Linked DNA regions of Homo sapiens: region 2 is linked to region 1. The links are chromatin loops, found by intact Hi-C in ENCODE. Cell type or tissue: PC-9. All regions are shown on one strand. Each heading gives the region's core, and the rest is flanking DNA. Links, peaks and the distances in the headings are about the cores only.

Region 1 (15,486 bases), core at 3,142-11,141:
AAGATGAGCCTAAAGAAGTAAAAACATTTTTTCCAATTACAAATTTATTAACCCCTAAAATAATGTTATAGTTTCAGAGAAAATTAGAAGCATAGAAAAAAAAAAGCAAGATTGTGGTGACATATATGTAATTAACTGAACAAGCAGGAAGAATTCAAAAGCATTTGAATTGAGATCCTAGAATTCATAGCTGGTCTCCCTGCCCACCAAGAAGGCATGTTAATCTGGATTCTTTAGAGATAATAGAAATGTCTTAAATTCCTTTGGGTGCAGTAAAATGGCCCTAGCTTGCACTAGCCCCATTGAAAGGTAGAGATTAAATTGAAGATAACCAAGCACCTGTCATTCTTCCCACTGCCTTCTGGATCACTACAAAGAAATAAGGATTTGTCTTTTCAAAGAGCAGGAGAGCAGTAGCTCATGAGGCAGTGTTGATTGACGGTTCATGCTCGAAGAAAGGTATGAGTGCTGCACTCAATTTTAACTTAAAAAAAAATCTGAGACTTGTATTTCCTGTTAGAAAGCTCTGCAGAGGGGTGTGTCCAAGGATTCTGGAGAATTAATGACAGACATATGGGTAGCTTCTTAGCGACACAGGAGGAGATGAGATGCACGTATGCCGTGTGTTAGGGGGGTAATGGGTGCTTGGATTGAAACTCGTCTGCTGTTTGCTGAGCCCCACTCCTCCTTCAGAGTCGCTTTCAGGCCTCCATTTCTCCATGAAGCACTTTTAACACTGATCCACACTAAAAATAATGACAATAGCATATTAGTAACAATAGTAATTACCATTTATTCAATGCCTACCAGTTGCTAGGCACTATGCTAGGAGTTTAACATATAATATCTATTTCTTAACAATAATCCGATCCTAAAAACAATCCAACAAGCTTTATGCGTATTACCTCTGATTTTTATAACGAGTAAGATAAGTTTTATTATCCTTGCTTCACAGATGAGGAAATAGGCTTAGAGAGGTTGTAGTGTGCCCAAGTCCTCACAGCCTGTTGCAGACACAGCTGGCATTGGACACTTTCCTGAGGGCAAGGGTCTGGATGTGCACATCTTTTGTAGCCCTCATAGCACAGCCCTCAGTCCCTCTTGTTCTGCAAAAGGTCCTCAGCATATGTTATATGATTATGTGATTCTGTCAAAGGTGTTCAAATGAGAGTGACTCCATCTTGAATAGGGGCTGGGTAAAATAAGGCTGAGACCTACTGGGCTGCATTCCCAAGTGGTTAGGCATTAGGCATTCTTAGTCACAGAATGGGATAGGAGGTCGGCACAAGATACAGGTCACGAAGACCTTGCTGATTAAGCAGGATGTGGTAAGGAAGCTGGCCAAAATCTGCCAAAACCAAGATGGCAATGAAAGTGACCTCTGCTCATCTTCACTGCTCATTATACGCTGATTATAATACATTAGCATGCTAAAAGACACTCCCACCAGTGCCATGAAGTTTACAAATGACATGGCAACATCAGGAAGTTACCCTATTTGGTCTAAAAGGGAGAGGAACCCTCAGTTTCAAGAATTGCCCACCTCTTTCCCGGAAAACTCATGAATAATCCACACTTTGTTGCATATAATCAAGAAATAACTATAAGTATACTCAGTGGAGCAGCCCGTGCTGCTACTCTGCCTATGGAGTAGCCATTCTTTATTCCTTTACTTTTCTAATAAACTTGCTTTCACTTTGTGGAAATGCCCCGAATTCTTTCTTGCCCAAGGTCCAAGAGTCCTCTCTTGGGGTCTAAATTAGGATCCCTTTCTGGTAACACTTCAAATAAATATTTGCCATCTACATTTAGGGGTGGTACTATGGTGTGTGTACATCCTGGGGCTGGTATACAGGGAACCTGGATGTGGTCTCTGAGAGAGCTCGAGGCACCGGCATCCACTAGCCACGTGCTGCCAGCAGCTGGGCTGCCTGCCTCTCGCCATACTCATCCACATCCCAGAAAATGCCAGGATTTAGAGCCGGAGCTGACCACTCACACCATCTGGACCATCCCCATCTATAAATCTACACATATAGGGTCTTTTTTGAGTGAGACTCAGAGAGCGTGAGTCAACCAAGTTCATATAGCTAAAAGTGGCAGGGTTGGGACATGAATGCAGGTCACCTCCTAAACCTTCATCCCACCCTTTTCCATGATACAACAGCAAGGCAGGGCATGAGGGAATGTCAGAGCAGAAGATGGCCCTGGCTGAGCTGTCCATGGTGGCGGTCTTTCAGGGAACCCGCCCCGAAAATCACATAGGTTCTTTTCTGTTTTCCTAAGCATCTGCTGGCTTGAGAAATAAAGGGACAAAGTACAAAAGAGAGAAATTTTAAAGCTGGGCATCCACGGGGGACATCACACGTTGGTAGGATCCGTGATGCCACAAAACCAGCCAGTTTTTATTAGGGAAGTTTTTATTAGGGATTTTCAAAAGGGGAGGGAGTGTGCAAATAGGTGTGGGTGACAGACATCAAGTACTTAACAGGGTAATAGAATATCACAAGGCAAGTGGAGGCAGGGGGAGATCACAGGACCATAAGACTGAGGTGAAATTAAAATTGCTAATGAAGTTTCGGGCACCATTGTCATTGATAACATCTTATCAGGAGACAGGGTTTTGAGATCAACTGTTCTGACCAAAATTTATTAGGCGGGAATTTCCTCTTCCTAATAAGCCTGGGAGCGCTATGGGAGACTGGAGTCTATTTCACCTCTGCAGACTTGACATTAAGAGACAGGTACGCCCTGGGGGGGCCAGTTCAGAGACCTACCCCTAGGTGTGCATTCTCTTTCTCAGGGATGTTCCATGCTGAGAAAGAGAATTCAGTGATATTTCTCTCATTTGCTTTTGAAAGAAGAGAAATATGGCTCTGTTCTGCCCGGCTCACCGGTGGTCAGAGTTTAAGGTTATCTCTCTTATTCCCTGAACATTGCTGTTATCCTGTTCTTTTTTCAAGGTGCTCAGATTTCATATTGCACAAACACACATGCTGTACAATTTGTGCAGTTAATGCAATTATTACAGGGTCCTGAGGTGATACACATCCTCCTCGGCTGACAAGATTAAGAGATTAAAGTAAAGACAGGCATAGGAAATCACAGGGGTATTGACTGGGGAAGTGATAAGTCTCCATGAAATCTTTACAATTTATGTTTAGAGATTGCAGTAAAGACAGGCATAAGAAATTACAAAAGTATTAATTTGGGGAACTAATAAATGTCCATAAAATCTTCACAATCCATGTTCTTCTGTCATGGCTTCAGCTGGTCCCTCCATTTGGGGTCCCTGACTTCCCGCAACAGCGGTCAGTCTGGCCATTGGGCTGGGGTGGAGTGACATAGATCACATGCCTGTCAGTCATGCCCCACCCGGCACCACTATGCAACAGCCCCAGATGCACATGCAGGACAGGCAGGGGACCAGCCTGTGGAGAACATTTTGTCTGCCTAGAGTTAAGCCTTGTCAGTGATTGACAATGTGGACCAAGGGAGAAGGTCTATTTTCTGAAAGTTTCATTCTGCATGCTCCCTTAAAAACCCATTGTAATGTTCATCCAAGCAAGCTACACGTTTGTGGCAGATTTCTCTTGATTATATTTGGCTTATTTTGCTTATTTCAGATTTTATCTGTTATACCTGTCTAAACATTCCAGAATAAACCACAGGTATGCAAATCTTGGTTAACTATTTAAAAATAGGGATACTTGCAGTTGAAAATACTTTTATTTTACAAAGTGAGTTTTTTTTTAACAATCTGTACCAAGTTTCACAGATTCACTGTTTTTTTCTTTCCTGGAGGAAATTACCCTACACAATAAAACTATATTCCCCTCGTGTTGCCCCTTTCTTCAAAGTAGGTCAGCAAACCCTCGAGCATATGTTATGTGGAAGGAAGGCTCTGTGGCAGATAACAGCTATGGACACTCATCTCTGTCCTCAAGGGGTTTACACTTCATTTGCAGAAAAACAACAACAGCTGGCAGGTATTGAATACCTCTTGTGTGCCAGGCACTATTCCAGGCACTTTGCATAGGCTATCACATTGACTCCTCCTAACATGCTTAGTGAGGTGGTACTAGTGGGTGAGAAACTGAGAGGCTCAGGGAGGTTTTGTGTTTTGCCCAAGATCACAACTACTGTGAGTGGTAGAGCTGGTCTGTGTACCTGGCAGTCTGACTCCATGCACACCTACCTATTAAGTGCTACAGCCAGCAGGTGCCACCACTTAACAGTTGCTGCTGTATATGGATTGGTTCCCCAACAAGGGTGCAGATGCCTGGTAGATTCACAACATCTTACCTCTTTTGAATGCCCAACAGCCCCAGGAGCGCTGTGCTCCCAGTTCAGGTTGACTAAATGTTCTTTGACTGATTGCACAGGAGAGGGGAGATACGTTGTCTTGCGGTGCCCTGAGAATTGAGATGGACCTTATAAGGAATAAACTCTCTCAACAGTGAGGATGAAATCAAGCCCAGGAACATTTCCTAGGACAGGCCTTGGCAAGCCTTAGCGAGGACCTAATCATCCAATGCTGCCAAGAAGCAATAGTTTAGACGTCGTTATGTCCCACGTTCTCAAACAAGTTTACCTGTTGCACTGGAGAGTCGACTTTCAGTTCAGGGATCAGGAGCCTCCACATGTGGGTCCTTGCTTAGGAACCCTGCGGCAGCATTGAGGGGAGAGAAGCTCGGAGCCCCTCCTGCCCTCAAGTGCTCAAAGTGGAGCTCTGAGCTGTAATAAGGCCTTGGTCCTGGCACCAGACAAAATGTATGTGTGTATGTATATTTATGTGTCTATCTAGCCTTTATTCATTTATATATTTAAATTTTACATTTTGATGATGAAGCCATAGGCCTCACTCTACTTGTCTAGGAGCTGTGTTCTGAGTTCCACCTGCAGCTAACCCCGTGTAGATATTATGCCGCTCAGGGCTGAGGCTGGGGAAAGGCAGGAATCAAAATAGAGGGGCCAAGTCCAGTGGAGGCTGGATCCATCCTGGAATATGTCATCTGTGACATTTAAAGCCACCAAAGGCATTTTCCAGCAACCTTTAACATCCTGGGCAGAGGGGTCTGGAAAAAAGTTGTGTTCCCTCCTTTAACCTCCCTTTCCACCTGGTGCTTCCTTTTCCAAGAATAAAAGGGCGCTACCTGTGTGAGTTGGCCAGGCCACTCTGCAGCCAAAGAATCTGGGGGCTGGCTCAGTGCCAGGCAGCACCACACCCAGGTCTGCTATCCTGCACATTTATCTGCAGAGGCCCTGCACGCTGCTGGGGAGGAGAGGTGGGCTTTCTTGGCTGACTCATGCCGAGGAAGTGAAAAGCCCAGACACATTTGGTTCATCAATTCCTCCCAGGTCTCAGCCTGTGCTTACTAACCCAGGCAGTGTGTACTGACACTGAGAAACTGGGTGTCTCTGGGAGTCAGTGATCTCAGATCTGTGGGTGACATATAGGACTTGATGATTTGATCTTCATTTCAAGTACCAACTGCTTTTTTATCTTCTTTTACTTTGTTCTTCTTTAACTCATTAGGGAATTTTTCAGTAGGATTAAGTAAAATAGATTCCTCAAATTTGTTTCCAAGTTCAGATCCAACCAGGATTTTTCAACATCCTCTTGGTTCCCTGCCACATACAATAAATACTATGGTCAAATATTATTACATCATGACAGCAATGTCTAAGGTGAGGCTTGTAGAAACAGCATTGAAAGGAGTCCTGGATATCCTGGTCCTGATTCTGGAGATGGGGAGGCATTCATTCCAGGATTGGACCTTCTACCCTTAAGGCAGGCCCAGCTCCAGGCTTCTCCTGCCTGAATACTACACACAGTTCCTAAGCCAGGAGCCCTATGTTGGCTCAAGAACCTGGAACTTAAAGCAGACTCCTCCAGTGCTAGAGACAAATGGGAGGTAGCAATGCCCGAACAATTGACCCTTGACAGCTTTGGATGGACAGAGAAGGTCTTCAACAAAGTCATTCTTTCTCATCTCAGTGGTCTTTGAAGAACTCCTTCCAGCTGAGCTACTGTGGAGTTAACTCAGCATGGCTGAGCATTTATCGGAACCTACTAAGTGCTGTGAGGTACCAGGCCCTGCAAAAGTAAGGATAAATGTGCCCAGTTCCTGTCCTGCGTGGACTCAAAGGGCGAGCAGGCCTTGGGTTGATGATTTAGCCCAGGACAATGATCAGAACACACTGTGGGCCTAAATGATTCACCAGAGTCTGCTTTTCTCAGGGATGTAGTCTTGACGGAATCCTAAAGAAGTTCCTTTATCTCTAGCATTTTCTCTTGTTTTCTGTCATTTCCTACCTACTGTGGGGTTTAAAGGGGCTGATGAGGGAGGGAAGCAAATACACAGTGTGTTGAATGAGCAGGTTGGTTACCTTGTGGACAACTGTGCTTGTCCTCCTGGGACCTGGGAAGGATGGTGTAGAACTTTCCTGGCACCATCCCACTTGCAGGCGAGGAATCCGGGGGACGTGTCTACCAGTTCCATCCGCCACTGGCAGAGAGCATTCACTCCCCAGAAAGCCTGGCCTGACCTGCCTGTGGCCCCAGCACATTCCTGAGGACAAAGAAATCCAGAGAAATTGCTGAGGCAGAGAGTCACAGAAGGCGCAGGCCTGCGGAAGGGTGAGGCCAGTGGACCTGGGCAAGGCATTGGCAGACGGTGTCATGCTCCCAGGCCTGGTGGAGCTGCCTGCAGCACAGAGACCAGCCCTCCTGAGGATGAGGGGAAACAGCAGGCAGCGTGGGAATGGCAGCATTAATACCCCACCCAGGGCAGAGGAACGTGGACCCAGCGATGTCAGCCTCTCCTCCCCACACCAGCGGGAGAAAGTGGGAGCACAGGCAGAGGTGTTGTTTCAGGCAGCTCTCCTAACAGAACTTTCCTTATGAAAATATGTAAGCACTCAGGGAAATAGGTTTGAATTAACTTTACATACACACAGTGAGGTTTCCTCAGTCCATACATGGCCTCAGCACAGGCTCAGAGCATCACCTGTACAATTCCTGCACTGACCGACACAGGTTTAGCTGGTAGCAGGGACAGGTGCTGGGTGGGAAGCTCTCAGTTCCTGCTTTTCACCCCCATCTAAGTGTTCTCTGAGACCAGGGATTGATCCTGGCTCACCTGGAGTGTGCTCCACAGTCTGAGGATTTGGGAGGGTTTCTGTGTTCATGCCTACCTGGCAGGCAGAGGTTTCTGTGACCTAAAAGCTGTCTGTGGGAGCCTGTCTGGCTCTTGTGAGCCTGCTTCCTGGGAGCAGCCCCAGCCTCCCTGTGTGTCTCATGCCCCCTGGACTCAACAGGGGCTTGGAAGATCCTGAGGCTGCATCAGGGTCCTTGGCCAAAATTCACACTGGAAGTTACTCTGCCTGACTCCTAGGTGCCAAGGAGTCTATTAATACTTATGAGCTGTTCATTAGCATTGGGAGAAATCAGCCCAAACTCTGGCGGGAAGGGAGGGTGTGTGTTTGTCTAAATAGTTTGGCGCTTGGTCAGCCGCCCTCCTGTTTGTGAAATCTGTGAGGCCCCTCACCACAGCCTGGGGCTGGAAGCAGGCCTCCAGTCGAGCTGGCAGCAACCCCAGCCCCCTAGGTTCTGGCCACAGCGAAGAGAACATTCAGGTTCGAGCCCCCTTCATCCTCAGGCCGGGAGGAGATTGAAGTCTCTGACATGTCTTTTCAACTCCTTCCATTTAATTGTTAATTAGGAGAGAGCAGAGGGAAGAAGGAAAGGTAAATGTTTCCCTTCTTGACAAAGCAATCACTCTGCGGCTGGGCCACAGTTCCCTGACCAGTGAGGAGCCCAGGTGAGTCCTCATCGGCTCAGAAATGGTGAGCAGTTCTTTCCAGCCCTGACCTCCCGAGCCCAGGAAGCCTTCTTGCTTTTCCTCTTTAGGTGAACATAGCCCTTTTGGGTTGAGAAAAGAGCAGGAGATGGCCAGGCACAAAAAGTTATTCTCTAAAGATCTTGCCTAGGAAGAGAGAAATCAAAGCTAAACCCAGGCTCTGTATCAGATCAGGGACCAACTCTCATCTCAGCTGTCGACGCTGCTGTGGTTCCAGGCCTCTTGGATGAACTGGTTGGGCTGCCTGAGCAGTTTATTTCTAAAGGGTATAGGAGCCTCTGGGATAGAACTCATTACAGGGGGAGAGCGAGGCATAGTGGGCCTCGCCAACAGTGAAGCGTCAGGTGTCGGAGGCAAGCTGCGATTCTGACTTCAGTGTGGTTGCATCTGTTCTCCATCTGGTCCCTTGGAGACCTCATCTGGGTCACAGGAGAGAAAGGGTGGCCAGTAAAATATATATACACACATATATATATATGATAAAATATTCTTTAAAAATCTCAGCTTCATCCTGTCACCCACCAACTGTGTGACTGTGGGCAGGTTACCTCTCCTCTCTACGCCTCAGCCTCCTCATCATTAAATGGTGATGCCCGCAGTGCCTGAGAGGGCTGCTCTGAAGTCATTGGAGTTCGTGTTTGTAAACTGCTTAGAATGCTGTAAATGCTAAGTGTTATATAAACAAAACGCAAAGCACCTGTAAGACAGGGCACAAGAAGCTCTAGTTTGGGACTGTCTGACAGTGCCCAAGGAGGAGAGCGAAGCAGGCCTCACGCCTCTCCGCAGACCCCGAGAGGCTCCAGCACATCAGAGAGCAGCACCAGCTCAGCTCCTGCAGCACCCAGGGGTTCCTCTGCTGGCAGGGAATGCTTTGGGGATGCAGAGACAGCTGGGGCTGGAGTGTGCATTGGAGAAAGGCCTGTGTGGGTGGGTAAGAGGCAGCTGCAGGTGGGCCGCTACTGTGAATGTAGCCTCGTCCACACCTGCTGGCTCTGAGGCCCAAGGGGCTGGGTCACAGATAGAAGCCCCTGCACAGCTCCATTCAGAGTCAAAGTCCGTTTCCCTGTAGCCCCTAGGTAGCTCAGAGAAAGGTGAGGGTGGTCTCCTGGGAGGGGCCTGAAGCGCAGCAGTTCTCCCCATCTCACCTGTTATTCTGTTAAGTTTAGTAGCTGAGTCCACTTAGGCTACTATAACAAAGTGCCACAAGCTGGGTGGTTTGTCAACAACAGAAATTTATTCCTCACAGTTCTGGAGGCTGAGAAATCCAAGATCGAGGCACTGGCAGATTTGGTGTCTGCTGAGGGCCCACTTTCTGGTTCATAAATGGCACCTCGCTGTGTCCTCACAGAGTGGGAGGGGCACGTGAGCTCCCGGGCCCGTTTCCTAAGGGCCCTCATGACCTAATTACCTCCCCAGAGGCCCCACCTCCTAACACCATCACCTTGGTGGTTAGAATTTCACCATAAGAATTTGGGACGGACACAAATATTCAGACCATAGCATTTAATAAAACTCCTCCGTTCTTTTGTGTTTCACTTCTATGGGGCTGGGCTTCTTCCATGTTCATAAATACAAATCCCAATCCTTATGGACTGTGCTCACAGGAAACCTTATTTTGAATCCTTTGGCTCACTTGTGAGGGTAGCTGTTACAACTGACAAGTGGAGTCCATGAAAAGTCAACACCAAAAGGTGGGCTCTTTGAAAAGCAGCTGGAAAAGAAAGTGGAAGAGGAATGGGAGGCCAGGCTGCATTTGAAAGGAAGGGTGTTAATTAGGAACCCCTCATTTTAAAGAGGGGCTAGACCCCTTGCTCAAGGCTTAATAAGAGGCTTCAGAACTCGTCCTGCTGGCTCCCCCCAGCCTTCACCCCAGCTCCCCTCTGTAATATAAGCAGAGAGCTAGGGAAAGAAGGAGAAAGAGGGCAAGTGTTAGTCAATGTGGTGTTCACAAGGGGAGGTGACTTCCTCCCCAAAGCTAGGTGGAGACTTGGATGTGCTCTGAGACTGGGGGTGCCCTCGGAGTAGAGCAGAACATGGTGACCCTGGGAAAGCTCTTGAAGAACCTGGCTTGTGTGCTGGGAGTTTGGAGGCACCCATGAACGTTGAGGCCAAAACCTGGAGATTTCTGAAGGCAGAAGGCCTGTGGAAGTGGCCTGGGTGGAGGAACGAGGTTACTGTCCATCAGTTGCTTGGCAGTAAGCTAATTGGCCAAGTGAGGCAATGCCCTGCCCAGAGAGGAAGTTAAAGGCACAAGCCACAATGCTGGTCAAAGGGAGATATGGCTGCCCTGAAGGGGGACTCAGAACAGGGGTATGGCTGGATACAGCTTCCAAAAAACCTTGCCCATCATTTATGATAAGATCAGTGTACCATCAAAATTTCCAGGATCATATAGACCCTGACCGAGCCAGGGTGACACTAGAAACATCCCACACAGACAGGTGGCTGGCCATGTTAGATGGTCCCTGTCCCCCTCCAACCTAAAGGCACTTAACCCATGAAAGGGAAAGTGAAGAATAAGAGGACTGACCACACACTCGACCTCCCTCAAATCCCTTGCTGAGGGCTGACTTTCCCAAGGAGAGGTAAGAAATGAGATTTAAATTGGATCCGAGGTTGGCATTTTGAACCAGACTGGGCTGGACAATGAATAAATGTGATTGTTAGATTATGGAATATACTTAAGACAGTCATTACAGGATGGGCAAAGTGGTGACTGGAGAAAGAAAAAACCTTATCATACTTGTTTCCCACCTACTTGAGACTCCTCAAGCCATTTTTGCAGCCATTAATTCTAGAAACGTTAATAATATATCTTCCTTTTGAAACACAAAATTTGGAGAAACTTAAAAATGGAGCAAGAGTGGTTGCCTTGTTTGGAGCAAAGATCTGAAAACTCTGAAACATTCTTCAAGCTTGGGGAGCTGCTTCCGAAGATTTGTTGATGCATGGTTTATTCGTTTTCTAACGCTGCTGTAACAAATTACCACACAGTGGCTGAAAACAACACAACTCTATCATCTTATAGCTCTATAGGTTAGAAGTCCAACATAGGACTCACTAAGCTAAAATCAAGATCTTAGGCCTTTCTGGAGGCCATAGAGGTGAATCTGTTTCCTTGCCATTTTCAGGTTCTAGAAGTAGCCAACATTCCCACATTCCTTGGTCCGTGGCCATTCTTCCATCTTCAAAATCAGCAATGGAAGGTTGAGACCTTCTCCCTGCACCACTCTGACTTCTCTTCTGCCTTCCTCTTCCACTTTTAAGGACACTTGTGATTACATTGGGCCCACCCAGATAATCCAGGATAATCTTTAGATCAAGTCGGTTGGCAACCTCAATTTCACCTGCAAGTGTAATTCCCCTTTTCCATGCAACCTAACATATTTGCAGGTTCTGGAGATTAGGACATGGACAACTTCGGAGAGCCATTATTCTCCTACCACATGTGGCTTGCATATTATTGAATTCAACTTAATTTAACACAAATGCACGCGATCCTCACAATAAACCAGCCAAGATTCAATCACAAGCCATCACCTTGCCTCACAGGAGTAGGGAGAAGCCCAGCTTACTGTGAACCATGAAAGAGAGGAGCCAAAAGGCTACTGGACATTGATCATGTCCGCAGGGCCAAATGAAAGCTGTTCAATCCCACTTATGCCCCGAGCAGGAGAGCCCGCAGGACACATGCCCCGCACTCACCTGCAGCGAGGATCTGAACTCCTGAGCTGCTGCCTGCCTCCACCCACATGCTCCGCTGATACCAGCACTTACCCTTTCCACTGATAAACATCTTATCAGCACGGCAGGTATCTGGCTTTCAAAATCCTAAATGACTATGACCAGTTTGAGGTGCTACAAGATGCTGCTGACTTAGGGAACAAGAAAGGTGGAGTGCCCTCTCATTAGGTTCCTGAGTGGTAAAGAGAGCTGGAGCCACCCTCCCTCCCATCTTCAGGGAGGCCCAGGGTGGGAGAGTGTGCTGGAGACTAGGACTCAGTGCTCTTAGCTGCGCCTCCTGGGATGGGAGATGCAGGCGGGGATCCTGGTAACTCTTCTGTATTTTGTCAGACTGATGTCTCATCCTCACAGCTCCTGGCTCAGGGAGCACTGACAGTTGCTATCTGGACTCCAGATATGGAAATGGGATTCTAGCCATCATTCCCTGCCATGCTGGCCCAGCCGTACTGGGCCTTATGAGTGTCCTGGAGTGTTGAGGAGGTATGAAGAGCAGAGCCCCTGTGGAGTGTCACCTCCTCACACCTTGCTGGGCCCTCTGGGGTCCAGGGAGTTCTCACCTCCATTAGGGCACCCTAGCAGGTTAGCTTGGCCCTGGGGTAGGGGCAGGGGCAGGGGCAGGGATTTGGTCCGGCATGACCCCTGGTCGTTGGAATGCTTCCCCAGAGCACTCCCTCCCTCGGTCCTGTCATTGGGGCACTTTGAGGACAGCAAACTCACTGTTAGGCCACTCTCAGCGATGGGCTCCTGGGCAGCTGAGACATCAGTGAGGGATTCCTTCCCCACTGCAGCACAGCCACCCCGCCCAGCTGTTTTATACAAAAGCTCTCATTCTGTTTAAGAAGGCTCACCAGCCTGCTGGCAAGGGTGAGACGGACTGTTAAGCCAGAACCTCAAGCTGTTGGGACTTGTTTACCCTTCTGAAGAGTGAGATGGGTCCGTTGTGCCCTAGAATCACAATACCACCTTGATTCAGAGAATGAGATGGGTCTACCCTTTCCTAGAAACACAATATGAGGCCTTGGCATCACCCTTCCCTGAGAACATTCATTCATTTAAGATGGGATCATCTTCCCCCTAAGAACTGACTGAAGACCTTCCTTCCAAAGCACAAAAATCCACAAATCCACTCTAAGCACATTTTTTATAATGAGCACTATGACTTTCATAATGGAAAAAAAAATCATCTGTATTTTTAAATGTTTGAATGGCAAGGCCATGTAGATTGCAGCCAGATGAGATCACATTCCCAATTAAAATAATCAGTTTCCAGTGTTCAGACACTTTGGTGGAGCTGTAGCCTGACAATAATTTTGCCATGGTTGTTTTAGGGATGAGTACACAGGGAAGTTTCCTACCTCAGAAAGAACCCTGGACTAAGTCGGAAGACCTGGCTGTCAACTCCAGCTCTTTCTCTTTGCCGATGTGACCTTGAGCCTTGGTTTCTCCCTCTGTCAGGTGGGGAGAGGGATGTAGCCCCACCTACCTGCCGCCTAGGGTGTTGTGAAATTCTGATGAAATAAGGCCAGTGAAAGAGTGTCATCATCAGGTGGCCCTGGAGAGGAAAAGTGGCTGAGAATCCCCTGCAATGCTGGTGATTCTATTAGGCAACAGTAGCAGAGCATGTACCTGCCCATCACTCCCGCTGCCCTCAAGCACAGCTTCCAAGGGACACCATCAGCCGGGACTAGGACTCCAATGGCAAGGCTGGGAGACTGGGAGACCTGCCTGGCCGGAGGCCGGCTGCACCACGATTTCCTTCCTGGCTTCAGTGAGAGTTTCCACCCAGTCTGGCAGTGAAGTAGTGCCAGGATCTTCTTCAGGAGCATGTTTCCAGGTGAGGAGTCATTTAGGGAACCACACCGCAGGGATCCCCCACTCTCAGCTGGACCCTTGGAGCCAGACTTGCCGACAGCCATAGAGGTCGTCATGCGCTGCCGCCCTAAGACTGCATCCTCTAATACTGCTCCTTCCCAGCCACGCATGTTGATCCTGCTCAGCAAGAATCAGAGAGCTCTGTATCTGCACTGCAAACAGCTGACTTCCTAGAGAAGTGCTTTCATGAAACTGTGTTTTAGTGTGTGATGGAATGTAGGCTTATCTTGAAGCCGAGAACAGAAGCAGCATCTGTTTTCTGAGTCTACTAGGAAGATAGTCATTGCCTTGGCCTTGTCATAAAGGCTTAGTTTCCCTTTTATCTTTGCTTTTCTCTTCACCTTTACCTAACTCACGGCATTCTGCTGCATTTTGTGTATTCTCATACACCATCCTCAGTCCTCTGTGGAAGGAAGAAGGGTATTGCAGCTGATGCTCTCAGTGTCCCACCCTTATCCCTTGGACAAGTCCTGCCAACCAATTGCCTGAACCTGCATTTGCTCCTGAGGTTTCTCCCCTCTCTTGACTAGAAACCGGGGAAGGCAGCATAGTCTAGATGCTGTGGAATGAACACATCTCCAGCAGGAGCTCTGCAATTTATATATAAATATCCCAGCTTCCTCATCCTCAGGTGGAATAATTTCTCAGCATGTGTTTTGCATCTTTCCCCAGAGTTTCTAGGGTTAAGCTCTAGTGGCTTCCTGTGGCAGCTGACTTCATAGGCTCCCTTTCCTTCTAGGGACCCCTTCCCCACTTCCTGGCAAGAACTACTTGCATTTCCCAAATACACTCTTTCTAGAAGTAGATCTTGAATCTTTGCTTGAAGATCCACTTCTAGGAGAATCTAAGCTAAAAGGGATATGAATAAACAGAAATGAATAGAAACCAGTAAAATGTCTTATATATTACAAATAATCAAATAAATGTTTGTTGAGTTAAGGAGATAACAATGCAGTGTATTCTCAACGCTTAGCGCAGAGCTGAGCGCAGAGGAGATGTTCAATAAATGCTTGAAAGGGAGGTAAAATGATCCTAGTTAAGCATAGATTGGATGATCACCCAGAGGATGTATCACAAATGGGCTTGAAGAATCATTGACTAAGTGGACAAGCCAAGCTCTGGGGATTCAGGTAGATTAGAGTTCTATAGGTATGACCTGCTACAGTGGAGGTGGGAGCCTTCTGAATGCTAAGAATGGGGCTAGCTTTGGATTTTCAGTTAGTCTTTCTTATTTCTGTAGTGAATTTTCTTTGATTATACAAAATTTATTTCAAACACCTTTACTGAGATATAATCTATACACCATAACATTCACATTTTATAGTATAATATTCAGTGGTTTTTAGTATCTTTATAGATTGTATAACTAATTCCAGAATACCACCTCCCCCAAAGAAACCTGTACCCATTAGCCATCACTTCCCATTCCAACTCCCCCAAGCCCCAGCCAAGCACTAATCTATTTTCTGTTTCTACAGATTTGCCTTTCATAGACATTTCAAATAAATGGAATCCTATAATATGTGGTCTTTCGTGACTGGGTTCTTTCACTTGGCATAATGTTTTCAAGGCTCATCTATGTTGTAGCATGAATCAGTACGTCATCTTTTTTATTGCCAAATAATATTCTATTATATGAATAGATCACATTATGTTTATCCATTCATCAGTTGATAGACATTTGGACTCTTTCCATTTTCTGGCTATCATGAATAATGCTGCTATGAACATCCATGTACAAGTTTTTATGTGGACCTATGCTTTCATTTCTCTTGAGTATATACCTAGGAGTAGAATTGCTGGGGCATATGGTAACTCTATGTTGAACTTTTTCAGGAGCTGCCAAATTGTTTTCCAAAGTAGCTGCACCATTTACATTCCCAGCAGCAATGGAGGAGGATTCTGATTTCCCCACATCCTCACTAATATTTGTTATAGTCTTTCTTTTCTAGTATATTCTCCTAGTGGGTATGAAGTGGCATCTTATTATAGTTTTGACTTTTCT
Region 2 (15,486 bases), core at 2,616-10,615, 90 kb after region 1:
AACTGTGATTTTACAACAACATAGTCACATGCGCTTTGTATCAAAACATTGTAACATGTTGGAGACCACCAACGTATTAACTCATGTTGCCAGGAAAATTCTCTTTGAGATAGTCTGAAAAATTTATCTTTTCTGCTAGTTTCATTCATAACTTTGAATGTTTAACAGAGGTGTCACTGATTAGTAAGATTGTAGCTCTATATAGGTGATTTCTTAAAATCCAGGTCCATGCATGTCCTCTCAATTTGTACAAGCATACTACTATGGTAAACTGAGTCACACTCAACCAAATTCACACAGGCAAAACCTAGGTGATCACGATCCCTCCCACTGCATAATGGTGAGTTGTGCAGTCAGGATCATATCACACGAGCACCTGTCCTGAGGCTGGGTTGCTTTTGATTTGACTTTTACATTTAACACAGGGAGTAAAAGCACTTAGATATTGTTAATGATTCAACTTAGAATCAAATTTTCCTCCTACTCCACATTTAAGGTATTGGGTCTGTTTAATTGAGCGCATCCTGAGATTTCAAGGCAAGCTGTTTAAAAATTAAAAATAAAGTAAAGCAAAACAATTTTATGACTTACTTCTGTGAATTGAACTTTCTCAACATTGGACAATAGAAACAAATGCAGGAATAAATTGAATACCAAGGCTGACATAAAACTGCAACTGTACCCATGACCATGAATGTCAAATGTTTACACTTCTTAAAATACTCACATTGTTCAGAGTGACTGGCTTTATAACAATGTGTGCCTATAAAGTACATATCTACCAATAAGATAACTTTTCATCTGTTTCTTCTATTGGTTTTGAATATAACATTTATTTGAAAAACAAGTTACATTTCCAAATGTTTGTGATCTCTGACGTGGATGACGGTGACCAGGGCCAGCTCCTACGCGGGCGTGGGCGAGTGCTGTGGCCAGATGTGTGCGTTTGAGGCAGGCCACCCTGGCTGCTGTTGGAAAGGGAACTGGAGCCAGCCAGCCTCCACTCTAGGCAGACGACTGGAAGGTGCTGGGAGTCAGGCTAGAGATAAAGATTTGGCATCGCAAGCCTGGTGGGAGGTGGTTGACGTCTTGGGTGCTGAGGCTGGAGCCCAGGGCGAGTGTGAAGTAAGAGGAGGAGGTCAAGATGAAAGCCTGAGAAGCCATCTTCAGCCGCTCTTTCCACAGGCATCAGCATCAACCTCTTGACTACGGGACACCCCTGGAGGAGTGAGACTTTGGAATCAACATTCTTGAACACCCCATGAGACCTAAAAAAAACCCCTGCATATAGCAGCTGTTCTGTAAATGTTTCTAGACTGACTTATTTCTTCCAGACAGCAAGGGATTGTATTATAATGAGAATCTCATTTAAACAAATTCATCAAAATTCCTGTATTATAGCCAAACTTGTTTAAATGTCTCTACCTAGGTGGAATTAGCAGCTGGCATCTTTTTAAAAAAATTATCACAATTTTTAAAAAATATGCATACTCTGAATTTCAAGTCAAGGCTAAATTTTAAAAAAAGAAAAAGAGAGTGTGTGCACACACTGGGCACTTTTGAATGGCATATTTTCTCCCTAAAGAAGAAACAAAACAAGGGAGGAAGAGAGGAAGAGAGGGAAAGAAGGAAGGGAGGAGGGAAGAAAGGAAGGAAGGAAGGAAGGAAGGAAGGAAGGAAGGAAGGGAGGGAGGGAGGGAGGGAGGGAGGGAGGGAGGGAGGGAGGGAGGGAGGGAGGGAAAAAATGCATGGTTTGTAGTTAACCAGGCCCTTAGCAGACATCCTATAGAGAAAGTACATGATGAAACATGCCTAGCCTGAGTTTCCTACCTACTCTGAATTTCTTTCCCCTCTGCTGATATTTAATAACTGGGCTCAGAGGATAATTCCTTTTATTTCCTCTCCCTGTCTGCTCCACTCCCCCGCAAACTCCTTCCAGGTTTCTGAAGCAGAGTCTGGGCCTCCCTGAGTGGAACTCGCCCAGCCAGATTGAGAGAGAGTCTCACTGCTCATCTCCCTGGGGCCCCAGTGCCTTGAAGCTACTTCCTGAAGGACCATGTGGGGACCTGAGAGAGGACACTGAGCCTGCTTTCATATTAAATGTGTGCCTTGCCCTGTTAGTTTCTTTCCCTGGGTGGGAACAGAACCACCAAGAAGGGAGAAATGTCTTCCGTGGCGGGGTGATTCCCACCCTTCCCCTCTCAGGAGGAACTTCCCGGCCACCCCACTGTCCGCATTGTCCCTGAGGGCTGGAGGTTGACCAATGTGGGCCTGGGATGGGCCTTACTGTGGTCCCTCACCTCCTCCCTCTGTCCCCATGTCCATCTGTGCAAACTCTGGTTGAGATGACTGTCACAGGAAGTCTGGAGGGAGGAAAGAAGTCACAGAAGGGCAACATCGGAGGGGAAGGAGGGAGGGAAGGAGGCTCTGTGGTGGGTGGGACCCTCCCAGCACCGTCCTCAGGTCCAGGGCTCCACTAGAGGGAAGCGAAGGAACATAGGTTTCAGGGACCCTCGCTTGCCTTTCCAGAGCCCTGTGTCTAATTTCGTTTTTGTAACTTTACATTCTTAAGAAAGTGTCCGCAAATTCTGTAGGCTTCAAGGCCCCGAAACCAAATCCAGATGGTACCACTAGCTGACTTTGAGCCACTTTTCTCCTGCTGCCACCTCCCAGAACCACCCTCTACACATTCCTACATCCCTGGCTCACTCAGCTGCAGCCGCTGGCACAGGTCTCCTTGTTCTTTGGACATACCAGGCAGTGGCCAAGGCATTAGGGCCTTGGCATTGGCTGTTCCCTCTGCCTGGAAGGCTCTTCCCCCAGGTGAAGGCTTTTCCCACCTCCTTCATGCAAGTGGTGCTTTCTCAGTGAGGCCTGCCCTGAGCTCCCTAGTCAAGGTGGAATCCCCGGCTTCTTTGACCTTGTGTTGCCTTCTACCTGCTAAGTTCCCACATCAGTTATCATCTGCTAACACAATTCAAAATCTAGTTATTTACTGTTTTCTGTCCTCCTCCCACCACTAGAACTTAAGTTCCATGAAGGAAGGGAAATTCAAATCTGTTTTGTTTACTGACGCGTTCTGAGCACCTAGTACCTAGCAGTCACTCGGTTCATATTTGTCTGATAAATGCATGAAATTGCAGGTCCTAAGGCAAGGATACTGCCTGCTGCAGTTTGAGGACAGCTCTGGCCAATAAGCATCCAAATGAGAGAAAGAAAAATTGCTTCTCAGGGGCAACTGGCTTTGCAGGCTATCATGGGCCAAGGCCATGGACACCAGTGCATCCTCTCCCTGCCTGTCTGTCTCAGGATGCATCATTTGGCTCTGGGAATGTGCTGCCATCTAAGAACTTGCCAGAACTGCTGAGGCTGGGACAGGAGAGGGGCTGAAGCCTGCCCAGGCCGTGACTGTCTCACTGGTACTGGGGATCGTGGGACTTGTCATGTGTGGTGTCTAGTCCTGGAAAAGTGTAGCTAATTACTAACATAGCAAAGTGCTGAGTTAAAGAACAGAGATGTTTACTCAGAGCTGGTGCTAATTTCCTGCCTTTGCAGTGGCTGCTGGACTGGGAGGTGCACATCTGGCAGCACTTGCTGGCCTGACCCAAGGATGCAGAGCTAGAGCTCCAGAGGGTGATCATCTTGTGTCATTTGAGTCCCACAGGGACACGTCACTGATTGGCATTTTACCCTGGCGCCGAGAAGAGGGCGTGGAGGACACCAAGATGTCCATGGGATTGGCAACCCATAGTCAGCCAGCCAAGACCACCCCTGCAGACAATGCTGATGACATCATGACGATCCTAAGCTTTATATAGTAGTTCACAGTCACCAAAGCTCTTTGTCATACCCTATTTAATTTTATGGTCATCCAAACCTGTAAGAAAGACAGAGCAGGAATTGTCATCCCATTTTCCACAGGAAGAATGTGAGGTCTAAAGGTGAGGCTGTGTATCACAGAGCTAGCAAACGTCATGCTGGACTGGCTTCAGCACTAACAACTACACCCTGTCCTGTGTGCTCAGAGACATGGGCCCTTGACACCCCTGGGTTTAACACTTGCAGCTTCAACTATATCCTAGAAACCTCAAAGGCCCCTGAGTGTAGTGACTTATCCCTGCACTGTGGCTGAATTTGAATCCTCGTTCGATGAGGCCAGCTTGGGAGTCACATGGCTCACAGTGTACTTGGCTTGACATTTTTTAATCACCCTGTGGGCACCCTAACCCTCCTGTGACAATTTAAAAGCAAAACAAAAACAAAAAAAATTGTTTGCTTTTGAAAAATAGCCATCAGCTGCAAGTCAGCTAAAATCAAAGAGGCAATGGATGAGTGTGAATTTCATCATTAGGGGTGTAGTTGTCAATGAGACGTACTCGCGGCTGCCTTCTGATACACACTTGCCAAGTGTCAAATGTTTTGTTAGGTGCTTTACAAATGTTGAGTCTGGGTTGTCAAAGCCTGTGCTTTGAAATTCTACATCGTACTCTTCTCCTTGGAGATGCAACCTAGCAGCCTGTGTAGAGGCCTATATTTCTGAGCTCACATACCTTCAGACTCAGAAAGGTCTCAGAAAGTAACTTGTCTCTTTGTCTGTCTCTCTCTCTGTCTCTCCTTTACCATTGTCCTTCCTCTCTTCCCCCAGTAATTTTATAGCCTTCTTCTCCAATCTTCTCTTTCTTGGGCTGACCTGGAAACTCCAAATTTTTCTCTCTTCATCTTGCAGAATAATCCATTCATTCAACAAATAGTTTTCGGATGCCTATTTTATGCCAGGCCCTATGAGCCACTAGGGAAATGGCAGTGAACAAAACAGACGTGAATCCCTGCCTTCCTGAGGAGTCCATGCTAGTGGAGGACAAACAAACAAAAACAAGGTAAAGTCAGGCAGGATAAAGCAGTGAGGGAAATAAGACAAGAGGAAGGGGAATGGGGAGTGATGGGGCTCCCATTTGAGATGTGAGATCAGGGAAGGCCTTCCTGAAGAAAAGGTATTTGGGCAGAGGCCAGAGTCGAAGAGAGGAGAAAATCATGTCATCGTCAGAGGAGGAACATCCCTAGTGTGGGAATGAGCTAAGCCTAGAGTTGCAGAGTTAACAAACAGGAGGAGGAGGACGAGAAACAAGAGGAGATGAACAAGAAAAGGGATTGTTTAGTATATGTCGCATTCAACATTTGGAACACACTTGTCTTAGTCTAACCATGTGTGCTGCTGTAACACAAAACCACAGACTGGTTCCTCTATAAAGAACAGAAATTAGCTGGGATTGGTGTCCAGTGAGGGCCCAGTCTCTGCTTCCAAAATGGCACCTTGCTGCTGCGTCCTCTTCAGGGGAGGAACACTGTGTGTCACCGAACAGAAGAGCAGAAGGGCAAACCCACTCCCTCAAGCCCTTCTATAAGGCCCCAGTCCCATCCATGAGGGCTCCACCTTCATTACTTAATCACCTAAAGCAGGGTTCCCAAGCCCTGGACCACCAACCAATACAGGTTCATGTCCTGTTAGGAACCAGGCCACACAGCGGGAGGTGGGGGCAAGCGAGCAAGCGAAGCTTCATTTGTATTTATAGCCACTTCCCATCCCTCGCATTACGGCCTGAGCTCCACCCTCTGTCAGATCAGCAGCAGCATTAGATTCTCTATGGGACTAGGAACCCTACTGGAACTATGCATGCGAGGGATCTAGGTCGTGCTCTTCTTATGAGAATTTAACTAATGCCTATGATCTAGCATGGAACAGTTTCATCCCCAAACCATCCCCACCCCTCCAACCTGTTGAAAAATTGTCTTCCACAAAACTGGTCCCTGGTGCCAAAAAGCCTGGGGACCACTGACCTAAAGGACTCGCTCCTTAATGCTATTACATTAGAAATTAAGTTTCAACATGAATTGTGGAGGAGACACACATTCAAACCATAACAATACTTATACTAAAATAATTACATGTTGTTTATCTGAAATTCAAATTTAACTTGGAATCCCGTATTTTATCTGGCAACCCTAGATTTTGGCTTAAGGAGTGGAAAGGAGACCGATGTGGCCACAATGGAGGAAGCAAGGAGAAGATGGAGGGAGATGAGGTTGGGGAAATTTGGAGAGGAGAGGGTGGTTGACATTTCAAACACAGAGAAGCCATCTAGGTATGCTTCCAGCTCTTCCAGTGGAATTGTCTCCACCTGTCCAAGAGAGAAACCCATGCTGAGGGCTGTGAAAGAGGAAATAGGAAAGAACATAGCACAGGGAACTCAATCTAGACTGAGTCCTAAAGTGGTTCAAGTCTGCAGCATCCCTTCTTCGAACGAGGTAAGATTCTTTGGAAACCCTGGGGTATCAACTAGGTCTTGGCTCCTTCACCCAGCAGAGCAGCTGGGTCCTGAGCAGACAAACTGAGGGAGGTGGAGTGGGGGCATGACCTGGGAGCCCAGAGGTTAGATTATCTCAAGACAGGTAAGGTGGGGGGATAGAGTCAGCAAATTCTCAGGGATCCAGAATCCTTGGTGGCTGGCTGTGGGCATCCTGGGAGGGGACAGATCAGCCCAGGGAGTCAAGAATTTGCCATTGGCCAGGACAGTTTATTTGAGAATCTGAACTGGAAGCAAACCTTGGTGACAGATCTGAGCTGTAAGTATTAAGGTTGAAACAGAAAACACCCTTTGAGGTTAAGATGTATATAAACCATTGGGCCTCATGCTGGCCGACTTTGGGATCTGGGGAAAAGCAAGATAAACCTAGGTAGACATTTCAAGGAAATTCTGCTTTAGCCCCTGACGCCTACTTCATAGTAGATGTTTAGTCCCTGAGGATTAAATGAGATGATGTATGTAAATCACCACGCTTGGTACATTGGTAAGTATGACATTAAATGGTAAATGTCCCTTCTTCATTATACTGCTGTTCCCAAATCTGGGACCTGAAGGGAGCTTAAGACACCCCCTACCCCCTTGGCCTGCACACATATACACACACACACACACACAGACACACACACACATATATGAGAGAAACTGCATGGTTAGATCTGAGCACTACAACTGAATCTCTTCCCTTTCTTGTAGATAGTGAGCTGGTAAGATTAAAATGCCTGGCACATAGCAGCTGCCCAATAAATATTGCTATATAAGTAAAAAGGAAATAAGTGGCCTTATTCTCTCTGTTCTCCCAGAGTTCAATTTTTCACTTTCAACCCGACAAAAAAGGAAGTAGGGCTGCCCGAGTGGGGCTATGGAGAATCAGGAGCAAACTGCTCCCCGCCCTTCCCAGTTCAGGGGTGTTGCTTCATCGCCCGACTGACACGCAGGCCAGAGAAGCAGCTGACTCCCCGCAGAGCTGCTGCCTTATAAGGACATTGGCCAGGCCTGCCAGGTGTGTCATCCCAAAGCCCTGTGATGGCCCCAGTGAGTCAAGGCCAGGGTGGATTTAAAAAACTCAGAAAAGCCATATGGGCAGCAAGTGAGAGTTTTCTCACTTCCTTTCCTCCTCACATGTTTCCATATGTTTTAAATTATTATCCCATTTACCACTTACCTCTGCAATTGGGAAAACAGAGAATAGAGTTTTTGATTTAGAAAAGAGGTACTCATAAGCTATTACTCCAGTAGCAAAGGAAATTCTCTCTCTGATTTTCTGGTGGGTTGCTGGCGGGGAGTGAGCTGATGAAATGAAGAAAGTATAGCCTGCGGAGAAGTCCCCTTAAGAATGAATATGTGGTGGCCCCTCCAGGACAAGGCAGGATCCAGCAGCGTAGAGAGCTGCCTCCATCCCAGGGCAGTGCGGGGAGACCCAGTCTCCCTCTGCTGAGGGAGGACTTGATGCTCGCAAAGGCAAGCCAGCAATGGGCAGGGAGACTTGGAGAAAAGTGGTCCTTTTGAAAGATATGAAGGCCCAAGAAGGGGCAGTGGTACTGAACAGAAGTGGCATAGAATCATAGCCAAGAAATTGGGCTTTGAAATCTCACAGACCTGGATTTGAGCCCCAAATTTGCCAACTTTAGCTGGGTGAACTAGAGCAAGTTAGTTCTTTTTTTTTTTGAGACAGAGTCTTGCTCTGTTGCCCAGGCTGAAATGATCATAGCTCACTGCAGCCTCGACCTGAGTAGCTGGGACCATAGGCACACCCCACCATGCCCAGCTAATTCGTTTTTATTTTTTGTAGAGACGGGGTCTTTCTATGTTGCCCAGGCTGATCTTGAACTCCTGGGCTCAAGCGATCCTCTCACATTGGCTTTCCAAAGTGCTGAGATTACACCATGCCTGGCCTTCATCTTTGTAAATCTCCATGGCCTACTGTGTGAAGTATTTGTTCATTTAGGAAATACCTACAGAGCATTTCAATGCCTTGCTCACTTTAGCTCATCAGAGCAAACCAGTGAAGTAGATTCTATTATTATCTCCATTTTACAGGTGAGGAAAATAGGTGACTTGCCCAAGGCCACACAGCTAGTAACTAGGAGAACTGAAATTTGACCCCAGGCAGTCAGGCACCAGGGTCTGCAGTCCCAAGTTTAAACTATGCCAAGAGGCTATAATTGCACCTGCTTTGCCTGATGGAATTCTGGAGGACTAAGTGGACCAGGGCATGTAAAAAGCTCTTATCACAGTGCCTGAAACATGGTCAAACTCAGTGAATGCTACCTATTATCATTTGTCTGTTATTTGTGAGGATTGCCCAGAAGTGGATCCTGAGAGGAAGGGTCCTGTGCAAGTGACTTAGTAAAGACAAGCTCCCAAAGAAACGGGTCTGGTACGGGAATGGGGCAAGTCGGCAGGGGACTGAGAAGAAGCCAAGCAAGGGTGCAACTGCAGGCAAGGTCTCACAAGGGAGTGTGTGAGATTTCTGAGTTTGTCCCCATGGAGACAAGGGAGCTGGGCTTTGTGGCGTTAAACTGTTGGTCTCTGGCTAAGGGATGCCCTAAAAAGATGGAAACTTCCTGGCATGTCTGGGCTCTGCACCTGTGGGCAAAGCAGTGTAGTAACCAGATGGCAGTCTTCCAAAGAGAGTCACGGGTATGGGGCTGTTTGAAGCAAAAGCACCAAAAAGCACTGGCGGAGTTCACAGAAACAGCAAAAATAGATCCAAAGGCCTCTGAGGGAGCAGGAACTGAGCCCACCCAAGACCACCCCTTGCATCACTCAGACCAGCTCACATCTTCCATTCTGTGAACTTCATTCCGCCACTGCGCCTTCAAGAGGGTGGACACTCACAGTTTCTGGGGGAAAACTTAACAAGATAAGAGTTAGTGAGACAAGATACATCTCTTCTCACACAAGTTTATGTAAACCATTCACACAAGTTTCTACAAAAGAATATTAATTGTGCCAGACACAGTGGCTCATGCCTGTAATTCCAGCACTTTGGGAGGCCGAGGAAGGCCGATCACCTTAGGTCAGGAGTTCGAGACCAGCCTAGCCAACGTAGTGAAACTCTGTCGCTACTAAAAATACAAAAATTAGCTGGGCGTGGTGGCACGCCCCTGTAATCCCAGCTACTCAGGAGGCTGAGGTGGGAGAATCGCTTGAATCTGGGAGGTGGAGGTTGCAGTGAGCCAAGATCACACCACTGCACTTCAGCCTGGGTGGCAGAGTGAGACTCCATTTCAAAAAAAAAAGAATATAAAGAATATTAATTGCAACATTAATAATAGCTAAAATGCAAATAAGTCAAACTTATTTGATCTCTAGGGATCAAACTTAGATCTCTAGGGATTTGCTTTTTTCTTTTAACAATTGCATAATATTCTATGGTATGGCTGCATACCATGATTTATTCAACTAAGCCACTGATTTATTATTATTCATTTAACCAAGCCACTACTGATGAAAGTTTGACTTACTTGCATTTGAGCTATTATTAACAATGTTGCAATTAATATTCTTTTACATAAATTTGTGTGAGTGGTTAACATAAACCTTTGCAGTGGTCCCTTGGCTGTGGCTGATATTCATCATCTCCCTGCTCTGCCACTCTTTCTAGAATCCCTCCACTCCCAGCAAGTACTTCTGGCGGTGTAGGTGGCTTGCTTGATGAGGTGATGCAGACTTTTAGCCCTAAAGGGTTTATCTCCCACACTCTAAAAAACATGAATCCTAACAGGTATCCAGAGTTGTCGCCCCTTCCATCTTAACAGGTTCAGTCAACATAAAGTCACCAATATGGTGGACAAAGTACACTGTACTTTCAGTTTCCTAAGAAAGGAAAAAGATGAAATTCCATTAGCCATAGTCAAATGAGCACGCCATCAATACCAAGAAAAACTGTAAACTCGTATTAATTAACCTGTTGTGATTTGGTTAAAAAGAAACCATTAACCAACAGGAGCCAGAGAGGGTTCTCTAAGAACAAGTCAGGCCTAGGGCACATTGAGGATGAGCAAAAGAGAAATTGTAAATCAGTTTATTTTGGTCTTGGTAACAAGTGAAAAAGAATGGTTGAGAGAAATGTAGGTGGAAGAGATAAAAAGGAATGGATAAAGTGTCTATTATTTGTAGATTCCTTTTATACAAACAATTCTTTTCCACTGATAGTTGAAAACTGAGCGTAGTTTTTTCCTGTCTGCTGGGTGGAAATAGATTGTGAAATGTTGTCTTGTGGTTTCTAAAGAGTAAGTAGAAAACTGCATTAAAAATGCAGCACTAATCCATGCGATGTGAGACCTGCCATCAGGAGCTAAACCACCAAGCCAAGGTCCCTCAGAAATTACCTGTGTGGCAGCCAGTTTCTCACATGCTAGCAGAGGAAAGTCTCTCAAATTGCCCTTTAATAAGCAAGAAGAAAAACTGTCTCCCAGATTGGCAGTATTTATTGTTTTTGCTATTACTATAAATATAATATCTGCTTGTAAAATCTCCAAAATATGAAGTAGAATGTGGAAGTCCCTAATAAGTCTAACTTGATCCAGTGACAATATGGTGATAAAACTGTTAGTGGTCTGATATATATATATACATTTTTTCACCTCTTTTGTAGAATAAAAGAATGAAAGGAAGGATGGATGAGCAGATGGATAAAATGCTTTACAATCTGCCTCTTTCACTTAATATATTGCGGACATCTTTCCTTGTAAAAACATAAATCTCTTGGGATTTGCTTTTTTTTCTTTTAACAATTGCATAATATTCCATCATATGGCTGCACCATGATTTTTTTTAACCAAACCAATACTGATGAAAGTTCAAATTATTTGCATTTTAACTATTTTGACAGTGTTGCAATTAATATATATATATATTTTGAGACAGACTTTCACTCTTGTTGTCCAGGCTGGGGTGCAATGGCGTGATCTCGGCTCACTGCAACCACCTCTGCCTCCCAAGTAGCTGGGATTACAGGCATCCACCACCATGCCCGGCTAATTTTGTTATTTTTCGTAGAGACAGCATTTCTCCATGTTGGTCAGGCTGGTCTCGAACTCCCGCCCTCAGGTGATCCGCCCGCCTTGGCCTCCCAAAGTGCTGGCATGAGCCACCGTGCCTGGCCTGCAATTAATATTCTTTTACATAAACGTGGTGTCTTTATCTGATTATTCCTGTAGGACAAATCTCTGCAAGTTCCAGGAATTGCTGGGTCAGAGATCAACCAAATTCTAAATTTGGAATTATTATTGCTTAATGGCCCTCAAAAGGGTCTACAAATTTACACTCTCACCAATGGTACATCAGAGTACCTGTTTCGCCACAACCTGCAGCTTTTATTGTTTACATGGGAGACAAGGAAGAATCCAATGTCTTTGGTCAATTTTTTCATAGGGAATTTGTCTTTTTCTTATTGGTTAATAAGAACAGATTGCTTATTAAGGACATTAATCCTTGGTAATATCAGGGAATATTTTCAGAACAAGCCATTTTAATGAAATAAATGCTCCTAATGGGAGAAAAGGTATAATATTGTGATGTAATAATTTCACATTCATATACAGAGAACCTCCTCAGCCCACCCTGTGCATAGCATGCATAGCAGATATGTGCTGCATAGAACACACATAGAAGATAGACAGATGAACCAAATTGATGATTGTTTAAAGAAAGAGATAAACTAATAAATAAATGCCATATAGTGCAAACTATTATAAGGGAGTTTCAGGCAAGGTTCAGTGCGGGACTAACAGGGGAACAGTCAGCTCTGGCCAGGAAGGGTGGGAAAGGCTCTGTATTTTTCCCTGGTGATCGTCTGTGGGTATCTTAGGTGGTTTGTCTTCTTGCTGATTTGTGAGAGGTTGTTCTGATGCACTAGAATGAGAAACAGCATGCTGAATTCTGTTGGGATGTTCTGAATTTGAGAATACGGTAGAGCGGGATGGTGGGAGGGATGGTAATTCCCATCAAACACCTTCACCTCTCCCATCCCCTGATCTTGTCAGATAATACACATCTCTAGAGGGGGAGTCCCATGAAACCCACGCATGGAGCCCAGTAGAGTGATAAGCAGGTGCAACCTGAAAATGAGGAGTGTAGGCTAAATCCCCAAAGCAATTGGCAGTCTTCGATGAGTTTTAAGTGGTGTTGGCGATGGGGGCTGCACTTCCTATTTGTGTCATAGAAGCCCTCTAGCTGCTTTGTGGAGGGGTTGTAGGAAAGCAACTCTGGAAGGCAGACCTATGTGAGGGCTGCTGGAGGACAAAGATGCTTGGGCCAGAACCAAGGTACCACACAGATTGGAAAGACATAGGGTGGGAACTGCTGACTGTTTGGACACCGGGGATGGTGAGCATGAGTGATGGTGCCATTCCCTGAGTTAGGAGGTGTAGAAGGAGAAGCAGGTTTGGGGAGTTTAGTGGAGAAGTAGGTACCTGTGGGGCTACTAGTGAAGATGCCCAGAGGGCAGCCACATACATGGATTCAGAACTTATAAGTCAGTTCTCAACTGGACCTTTGGAGGGAGAGTCAGCAGCCTGTTCCTGAACATTGAAACCTTGGAAATGGATGCTATTGCCCCTTGCAGGGTTAGGATGAGCAACAGGGCTGGCACAGAACCCTAGGGAACACCAACAGGGCAAGACAGAGGATGGAAGACCAAGACTACTGGGACAAACGCCAACTCTCTACAGGCTCTGAGATGCCACAAGAGTAAGGCAAAAACAACCTAAGACTCACTCTTTAGTTCATCTAGCAAACCCAAGCTGAAAATTTAAAATACACTCGAGATTTCAATGCTGGTTTAAACTGGCTAGAGTATGGAGTCCAGCAGTTCTTTTCCCTGGTATCATAGCTGCAAACCCATCCAAACTGTGCTCTGCTCCCAACCAGTTCTTTAGGATTGAAGGAATTCAGCTTCAGCATATGAGGCGTCTCTATCCCCTGATTCACAAAGTGACTTTTCCACAATCCCAACTAATTCTGTTTCCCTGAGCTGTGCTTCACCAATATACATCTTCTTCTTTCCCTGCAGCCCTGTGGAAAAAACGTTTCAACATAAGGAAGTGTATAATGTGGAGGAAAAAACCATCATGCCCTCTAAGGGTTCATGGTCTCATTGAAATGTGGCACATCCGCCAGCTTCCCAGGGCTCCCGGGCTGGGTGTTGGGGTGGACTGGGAGTCAGATGGTGATGATGTGCCCAAGTGCATCTGACTCTTGCCTAACAGAGGAGCAATTTTTAGCAAATGTTAAGGAGGATTTGCTCTCCCTTTAGGATGATCAATTTTTCCACTAGGCAAGACTCATTCAATTGCCTTTCCAGAACCCTTACACTCTAGTCTGAATCACACATTGGGAAATTAATAATTCACTATCTTGTGCCACCAGTCATGTCCTCAAGTGGATTCTAAATTCCTTGAGGAGCCAGAGGCCATGATGTTACTTCTCCTGGATCTCCCAAGTGCCCACAACTGGGCTACATCCATGGGAGACCCTTGATGAAGTGAAGTTGATCAGGGAATGCAGAGCACTCAGGCCCACATACCTCGGCCTTGGGGAGCATCTAGTGCAACCCCTTACAGATAGGGAAACTGAAAGCCACAGGGGTGCAGCAGCGTGTGCAGTCACACAGCCCATTGATGACAGAGCTGTTACACAAGGAAGTGAGGAGAAGCAGCAGGGTGACAGACCAAGAGTGTGGCCTTTGCCAGGCCTCCTTCACTTACTGGCCATGTGAGCGTGGGCTCCTTACCACACCTCCTCCACTTCCCCTGTTATAAAGCAGAAATCATACGTGAACTTCAGGCTGGGTGCAGTGGGTGGCCCATGCCTGTAATCCCAGCACCTTGGGAAGCCAAGGCAGGCAGATCGCTTGAGCCCAGGAGTTCAAGACCAGCGTGGGCAACACAGCAAAACCCCATCTCTCCAAAAAAATACAAAAATTAGCTGGGCGTGGTGGCATGCACCTGTAGTCCCAGCTACTCAGGAGGCTGAGGCAGGAGGACTATTGGAGCCCAGGGAGGTCAAGGCTGTAGAGGGCCGTGATCACACCACTGCACCCTAGCGGCAGAATGAGACCCTGTCTCAAAATAAAAGTGAACCTCAGCTGAGGGCATTATGAAGACCAAATGGGCAGACCCATAGAAAGCTCGTGGCACAAGGCCTAGAGTAGAATAAGTGTTCAATGAACATCAGCAAAAGGGAAATACATAACTCCAAAAGAAAAACACATAATTTCATTGAAGTGTTTGCCACCTCCAAGTATTTAGTATGAATTTATTAAATAACTTGACATTTTCAACTCAACTCTACTCATATAGAGAATGCAGCTGGGAGTCGGGCACTTTGAGTTTCCTAAGCGCAGGACTGTTCCTTTCCAAGCAAGAGGTCCACACGGCTCCGAACACTGTCTAGGCTGTACTCTAACATTATTGTCAGCACGATTGCCTGCAACAGTCAGGTCTAGCAGTCAGAGCTGGAAATACCCTGCTCAGATGAAGTAATGCAACCAGAGGGCAGAAGGGAGAAGTGGTCCCCACAGCACGGGGGAGGAAGCGGAGGGAGGGTTACAGGAAAAAGCTTTTCCTTTTCACAAACTGTCACTTTAACTAAAATGCAGTCTCATCTCAGCCTGTTGTAGATGCTTATTATACACTGTAAAATCATACTCACTGGAGGTGTATTCTAGCTCCCATCTTTCCTCCCAAAGCTATGCGATCTTGGGAGTTATGCAATTTTTCTGTGCTTAGTTTCATGGTTTGCCCTTCATTCTGCAAAATGGGGATAATAGTAACTTACGGTTAACCCCTGATTAATTACTGCATCAATTTAAAAAAACAATTCCTGTGAAAGATTTAGAACAGAGTGTCTAGCGTATAATAAGCATTCTATAAATATTAGTTGCTATTGTTTTTAAAATTGTCTATCCTATAGTTTTAATACAGCTGTAGAGTTATTATTTCAGGAGCAAAATCTTGATACCCTTTTCCACCTGGCTCAATTTAATCTGAATTCAATTAAAAATCAAAAGAGAATTGAATTTAGAGTTCTATTCATGAATACAAAAGGCTGGGAGGAAACACACCCCAAATGACACAGTGGATGTGGTAGAATAGGACTATGAACAGATTTTGTTCTT

The links. A loop is a pair of places that touch in the nucleus more often than their neighbours do. Peaks named below come from ENCODE experiments on the same cell type or tissue, not always from the same donor. Only the 100,000 strongest peaks of a DNase experiment are listed, where the experiment ranks them.
Region 2: a loop joins it to region 1, with 9 times the contacts of the local background. A loop is called at or near these places in 3 of 110 quality-filtered maps.

Annotation. Positions count from the first base shown.
Region 1 is chr1:94,616,326-94,631,811 of GRCh38, forward strand. It overlaps SLC44A3-AS1 (SLC44A3 antisense RNA 1), which reads right to left. Exons shown (of 6, transcript NR_160780.1): 5 at 6,394-8,284; 6 at 27-746. The region is part of intron 1 of LOC105378861 (a long non-coding RNA gene); the gene reads left to right. Among named protein-coding and RNA genes, the nearest start is that of MIR12133, 80 kb to the left of the region's middle. RefSeq lists an enhancer at 8,803-9,310. In PC-9, for the core only: no CTCF peak of the experiment used is centred there; DNase peaks (open chromatin) are centred at 3,656, 5,276, 6,606, 7,466 and 1 weaker place; H3K4me3 peaks cover 2,049 bases; H3K27ac peaks cover 6,790 bases.
Region 2 is chr1:94,706,586-94,722,071 of GRCh38, forward strand. All of the region lies in intron 2 of SLC44A3-AS1 (SLC44A3 antisense RNA 1), which reads right to left. Among named protein-coding and RNA genes, the nearest start is that of MIR378G, 32 kb to the right of the region's middle. RefSeq lists enhancers at 5,007-5,964, 13,828-14,117 and a silencer at 7,391-7,440. In PC-9, for the core only: no CTCF peak of the experiment used is centred there; a DNase peak (open chromatin) is centred at 7,336; H3K4me3 peaks cover 289 bases; H3K27ac peaks cover 2,322 bases.